Linked DNA regions of Mus musculus: region 2 is linked to region 1. Evidence: chromatin contacts called from ENCODE Hi-C or POLR2A ChIA-PET data. All regions are on one chromosome and are shown on one strand. The core of a region is the stretch at or near the end of the contact, and the rest is flanking DNA. Distances in the headings are between cores, read along the strand shown.

The links. Hi-C counts contacts between places; a loop is a spot of excess contacts on that map. ChIA-PET counts read pairs that join two places held with the same protein, here RNA polymerase II (POLR2A).
Region 2: a map of regulatory T cell shows a loop between it and region 1 (2.1-fold over the local background). The contact joins the promoter of Spag8 here to the promoter of Fam166b in region 1. A Hi-C loop is called at or near these places in 2 of 37 maps with a recorded cell type or tissue (Patski and regulatory T cell). POLR2A ChIA-PET finds 5 or more read pairs at or near these places in 1 of 5 experiments (embryonic stem cell).

The regions. Positions count from the first base shown.
Region 1 is chr4:43,427,556-43,430,625 of GRCm38, forward strand. It overlaps Fam166b (family with sequence similarity 166, member B), which reads right to left and starts at 1,579. Exons shown (of 6, transcript NM_001369077.1): 1 at 1,473-1,579; 2 at 688-911; 3 at 418-614; 4 at 233-284; 5 at 1-155. The coding sequence starts at 1,534.
Region 2 is chr4:43,652,186-43,655,047 of GRCm38, forward strand. It overlaps Spag8 (sperm associated antigen 8), which reads right to left and starts at 1,409. Exons shown (of 7, transcript NM_001290462.2): 1 at 1,319-1,409; 2 at 456-1,236; 3 at 160-334. The coding sequence starts at 1,356. Hint2 (histidine triad nucleotide binding protein 2) reads right to left here. Exons shown (of 5, transcript NM_026871.1): 2 at 2,721-2,861; 3 at 2,531-2,635; 4 at 2,328-2,400; 5 at 2,042-2,226. The coding sequence ends at 2,135.

The DNA of each region.
Region 1 (3,070 bases), core at 329-2,828:
AAACGTGGGCCTGGGAAGTGGGGAGAGAGGTTTGGGGTCCTTGTGCGCCCGGCCCCGTGAGCACATCTGCCCAAATTCCTGCAATGCCTGGTTGGTAAGCACAGGGAAGCTGGAGCCAAAGAGGAAGCGGGCACGGGGCACATAGCCCGTGAAACCTGGGGGTGGGGGAGATGCTGAGTCAAGACGTCCTGCGGTCTCCCCTCGCCTTTGGTTGCTACCCACTTCCTCTCACCTGACATGAAGAACTTGTGGGGATCTGTATCATCCATGGAGTAGGGGGAAGCCTGATGAGAGAAGTCAATGAAAGAAAAAGAATTAAGTTCAGGCACCCCGCAGACAGCTGGCAGCCATGCCCCACGGTGCCCCCAGGCAAAGCACGAGCGCCCACCCCCACCCCACCTGCCTGCCCCATCTCACATGTGCCAACTCCTGCTTCAGCGGTGGCTCCTCTGCCTCCCGCAGCTGGTCTTCTTCCACTTCTCTCTCTCCCTTGGCTCCGTCTGGCAGTTGATGGCTCTCTTGCTCCCCGTGCCTTCGTGTAAATTCACTCATAGCTTCAGCCCAAACCTGGTTGCAGTTCTTGGCAAAAATGAACTGTGCCCGTGGTATAAAACCTGACGGAGAAGATGTGTTAGTTCACGGCACGTTCTCTTCGAAGGGGACACCCATTCAGACCTCTATACAGACCTGTATACCCAGGGATTATGCTGGAGCTGAGCCTTTCATGCCCGCGCCTGGGAGGCAGCCTCCCCTTGGAGATCACAGGAGATCTTGGAGACTGGATGGGAGGCAGAAGTGTGCGGTGGGCAGGAGGCCAGGCTAGACCAGGAGGGCCTCGGAGTAGCTGACCAGTCACCTGCCCATAGGTCTGGCCCATGCTGAACCGAAGTAGCGGGCAGTGTCCGGTGTACCTGCAGCACAGGATCCATCCCATAGCTCTGAGTTGGACCCTACACCACCATCCTGACACAGGCAGGAAAGCCCCGCTTTGGTGTGCACTTGCAGCAAGTGCTTGTGTGTTTATTTTTACACGGGGTCTCACTCTCTAGCCTAGGCTGACCAAACACCTTTGATCCTTCTACATCCCCGCCCCATGCTTGGCTCACACGGGTCCAACCACTCCTGCCCCAGCTTGAGTCTGGAGGTCTTTATTTCTGTTCTTTGTCTCTTTTACCTACTGGGGACAGGACCTAGTGCCTTGTGTTCTAGGCAATCATTAAATCACTGAAGCGACTACATCCCCAGCCCTCTGCCTGGGTGTCCAGTCCTTCCTGCTTTTACCCTGTTTCCGTGGGGACCACAACACAAAGCTTTGTTAGACCTGGCTCTCACAGCCGCTAGATTCCCCTTTCCATACCATACCATTGACACACCCCAGTTCTCATCTTGACCCCAGTGTCTGTGAACTGGCTCCTAGATCCCAATCCCCATTCCCAGAAGCAAGCAGGGGAGTGCTCTGGGAGGAGTCTTACCCTGGAATATAATGCGGATTCTCGCCGCTGAGCCCTGGGATGGAAGTGTTGACCACAGCCATGGGAACTGGCGCAGTTCCTTTTATTTCCCTTCCAGGAGGGACTCTGGGCCCTGTGTACTGTGTCCAGGGCTATGGGGCAGGAGGGAGGGGGCGGGGCCGAGAGTTGGCGAATGAAGGCCCACCCCCCACTCCCTGGAGTGGGGATTGCTGGGGTAAAGCCAGCAGAGGTGGTGGAGAGGAGCTTCCTGGTCTTCCCGGAGTGGGTGCCGCTCTGTCACTTGGAAAAGGGCAGAGGCTGAGGGGAACAGCTGCGAAAGCCTCTGGGTGGAAGGCAAGAGGATGAGGCCAGCCTGGTCTACAGAGTGAGTTCCAGGACAGCCAGGGCTACACAGAGAAACCCTGTCTCGAGAAACAGAAAGAGAGAGAGAGAGAGAGAGAGAGAGAGAGAGAGAGAGAGAGAGAGAGAGAGAGAGAGAGAGAGAGAGAGAGAGAGAGAGAAAGAGAGAGAAAGAGAGGGAAAGAAAGAGGGAAAGGGAAAGAAAAAGAAACAGATAATTGCATTAATGCAAGGATTATTTACTGGATAGCTGCTATACTCCAAATCATCCACTCATTAATAACGTCTTGCTCGGCTCAACACCCTAAGGATGGCAGAACGTACTATGCGGAAGGAAGGTCCACAAGCCTCTGGCTAAGACTGAGCCGCTGGCCTCATGTGCAGCTGCGGATGATACTGTTTACCCTGACTGCCCTGGCGCCCAAATTAATGTACCAACGTCCTGGAGCTGGAAACAGAGGCCCCACACAGGCAGGGCAAGTCCTCTACCACCCAAGTGTATCCCCCAGGACATAAAGATATTAGCTCAGAAGAATGTGAAGCCAGAATTGTGGGGTGGGGGCAAGAACTGGGGCATGAGGCCCGGCAGGCTTTGACACCTATCTGAGGGCCTCATCCTCTTGGAGGAGGTAGGTACCTTAACTTTCTCTGGCCCCAACTTCTCCAAACTCCAGTGAGAAAGTTAAAATACCTGAGCTTACCAAGACTCTGAGGGTCAGCGGTCTCGAGAAGGTAGGTGAAAGGAGTGGTGACTAAGGCCTCACGAGGATGCCTCGGCTTCTGACACAGGGAATGTGGGTGAGTGGTAACCCTGTGAGGAGTCGGGGGTGTGCTCCCACTCAGAGGGTTCAGGGAAGGAGAGTCATGTAAGGATAAAGGATTAAGACCAGCAGGCAAGCCAACTTTACTTTTTTAAACAAAGCAAAGTTTTTAACAGTCTAGATTGTGAGCCTGGGCTTCTGGCACTCTTGTAGCTAGGAGGGGCCCTGTGGAATAGCCTTAGCTCCTCAGAAGGAGACACACAAGAGGAGAGGAGGTTGCTTTCTGGCTCGAAATGGCCCTCTATGTGATGATGGAACACTTGAGCAGACACCTTGAACCCTTGAGAACACTTCCCAGGGACAAACATCAGGGTGGACTAGATGGATGAGAGACTGAGCAGCTGAAGTGACCCACTTTTCTATTCCGTTATTGTTAAGGCCATTTTTACTTTGAGTCAAAGCGTTATTACTTAAAGTCTTTGAAGGCTAGACAGGCTC
Region 2 (2,862 bases), core at 159-2,658, 220 kb after region 1:
CTAGTCAGGAACTAGCGTCAGAAATGAGTTGAGCAAAGAAGGGGAATCTTGGGGTTTGCCCTTATAGCCACCAAACAATCCACAATCCCACCAGGAAGTCCGGTCTCCCTTTTCTGTCTCCTGGGCTCTTTCTGGTCCCCCATCTCTCATGCTTCACACCTCGAAGTGGCTGACAGATGTGTCTTGGGAGCTGGTATGAGTCTCTCTGGGTGGTGCTAGAAGACATGGGTGACTGGGGCTGCGTGGTCAGCAGACCCTGGTGTCCGTGTCGGAAGAAGTAACTCTCAGAGCCATCTTGCAATGGAGGGATTTGATCCAGCTGGTTGGTGGCTCTCTGTGGACCCCACGTTAAGTAACTATGAGTTGCCTCCTCATACTGACCCTCATCATAAACTGTTGGCTTCCCCAGGTATCTGGGGTAGGCCCTTAGGAAGAGAGGGCAGACCTCTTCATACCTCTTCCTCCCAGTTGTAGAGGAGGCACTGGCCACGTGGCCGTGCTTTACAGAGAGTTTCCTCAGATTCAGCCTCTGGAGGTTCACATGGCTCACATGGCTCACATGGCCCGAGTGCTCCAGGTTCTGGAGGTTTATATGGCCCTCTCACTCCAGGTTCTGAGACTTGCAGAGGTTCCCAGGAGCGTTGTGGCTTCCAGTGTAAGTGCTGACACCATGCATTATAATCAGGGGCCAGGTCAACTGGGATGCATCTGTACCCTTGAGGAATGCAGGTGCTGAACTTAGGACCCTGTCCAGGGTCAGCAGGACCAGGTCCAGAGGCAAGAGCAGGTCCCGAGGCAGAAGAATCAGGTCCAGAGGCAGAATCAGGTCCAGAGACAAGACTAGGTACAGAGGCAGGAGCAGGCCCAGAGGTGGGCCCGGAGCCCTGGCTAGGCTCAGAGCTCTGGCCAAGACCACAAGTGCCAGAGCCAGAGCCATGCACAGAGCTATGACAAGGATAAGAAGAGGTAGGATCAGCCCTGGAGCTGAGGTCTGCCATATTACAGGGATCCTGAGGAATACAAGAAACATAGAAGGGCTGAAAGCCAAACCCATGGCCTCTATGATGGGCTGGAGGGCAGGGTGCCCCGTAAAGACTGTCAGAAGAGGGCTCTGTCAGCACAGAGTACTGCGCCGGAGCCTCGGCAGGGGCAGTAGACCTAGGACTACTACTCGAAGAAGGAACAGGTTCTGAAGGGGTATCTAGTCTTTCGGAGCTGGGCTGTACATCACAAGATCTGGAAGACACGAACACATCAAGGTTGTCAAAACTGCTGCAAAGTTAGTCCGTTGACCTCCCTTGTTCTCCATGGCTCTTACCGCGACAAAGACCCCTCTGTAGACTCGGTGGTCTCCATTTTCGGACTCCACCTCCCGGGTTGCCATAGAGACGGCAAACAACTCCAGGAGACTGCGCACAACCGGAGCTGGGCGGACCCGAGGGTGGCGGGTAGCAGAGATAAACAAACGCTCTCCAGGGGCGGAAGTCTTAGACTTGGTGCTCTCCAATAGCCCCGGCTCCAATCGGCCTCACTTGGGCTTTTAAGGTTCCACTAATCTGAACTCTTGCCTTCATGCCCAACTTGATTGATTAGTTCTAAGGTGACTATGGGGAAGCATTGGAGAAAAGCCCAGGAGGGCATCAGTATGAACTCCTGTTTGGTTCATCCCCTAAGTTAAAAGAGCAGTTTTTTGTTTGTTTGTTTTTTAAAGTTTAAGGATAAAAATATATGAAATAGGGTCTGAGAATGCAGCTCATTGGTATAAGTACCCAAGGTCCTGGATTCGATCCTTATCACAAAGAGAGAGAGATGCAGATTACAGCAAAATGCAAAGGAATATGGTACAATAGACATGTCTCTGTCTAGTCATCCAGACAACTTTCTACTATTTTTTTTTCTAGTAGTTTGTCCTAGAGTGGACCATTAGACACTAGCAGATCTGCACCACATACTCCTTTAACCACTGACTGGGTCTTAGGATCAATTTTCTTTCACTTATTTTGGTATAAATTTGTTACATATTTAAGACAGGGATACAAAATTGAGGGAGAATAAGTTTATTAACACCACAAGGTTCCTTTTCCCATTCTCCGTCCAAGCATCCAGGCCTGTGGTCCTTGGCCAGCTGGCAGGTTTAGCCAGGTGGCCACTGCAGCTGTCGGCCTCCAAGTACGTGAATGTGCAGGTGATACACAGACTGTGCGCCCATCTTGCCATCATTAACCACTGAAACAGAGCTTGAGGTTAGGGGATCAGGGTCACGGGGGAGGTCAAAACAAGAAAAGACCACATCAAGTAATAGGGATTCATGGACAAAAGCCACTCACCAAGTCGATACCCATCTTTCAGACCCTGGGCCTGTGCTATCTTCTTGGCCACAAGGAGTAAGTGTCCTAGAAGCTAAAGGGAGAGGGCAGAGGCAGAGGTGGCTCTCCCCATAGGAGCCAAACCTCTAGTTTAATCCAGGGCTCCTCCCAGACAAGCCCCCACCCAACCCCCCACCCCCACCCCCGGACCCTGTTCTCCTCACCTGCTGGTCGTCCTCTTCAGCCTGGCTAATTCGAGGAATGGGCTTCCTAGGAATGACCAGAAAGTGCACAGGAGCCTGAGGAGCTACGTCACGGAACACAAGGCACTGGGAGCAATGACAGGTGAGAGACTGGTGTTACTTCATCAGGCGCCATTGCACCCATGACATTCACAAGAGGATTGGGCCCCACCTGCTGATCTTCATATAGAATGTCAGCTGGGAGACTCCGGTCCAAAATCCGGGAGAAGATGGTTGGCGATGCTCCTCCAGGAGCTGCTTTCTGGGCCTTGGCCACTTCACTCCCGTCGGACACCCCTGCGTTTCCTCGGACC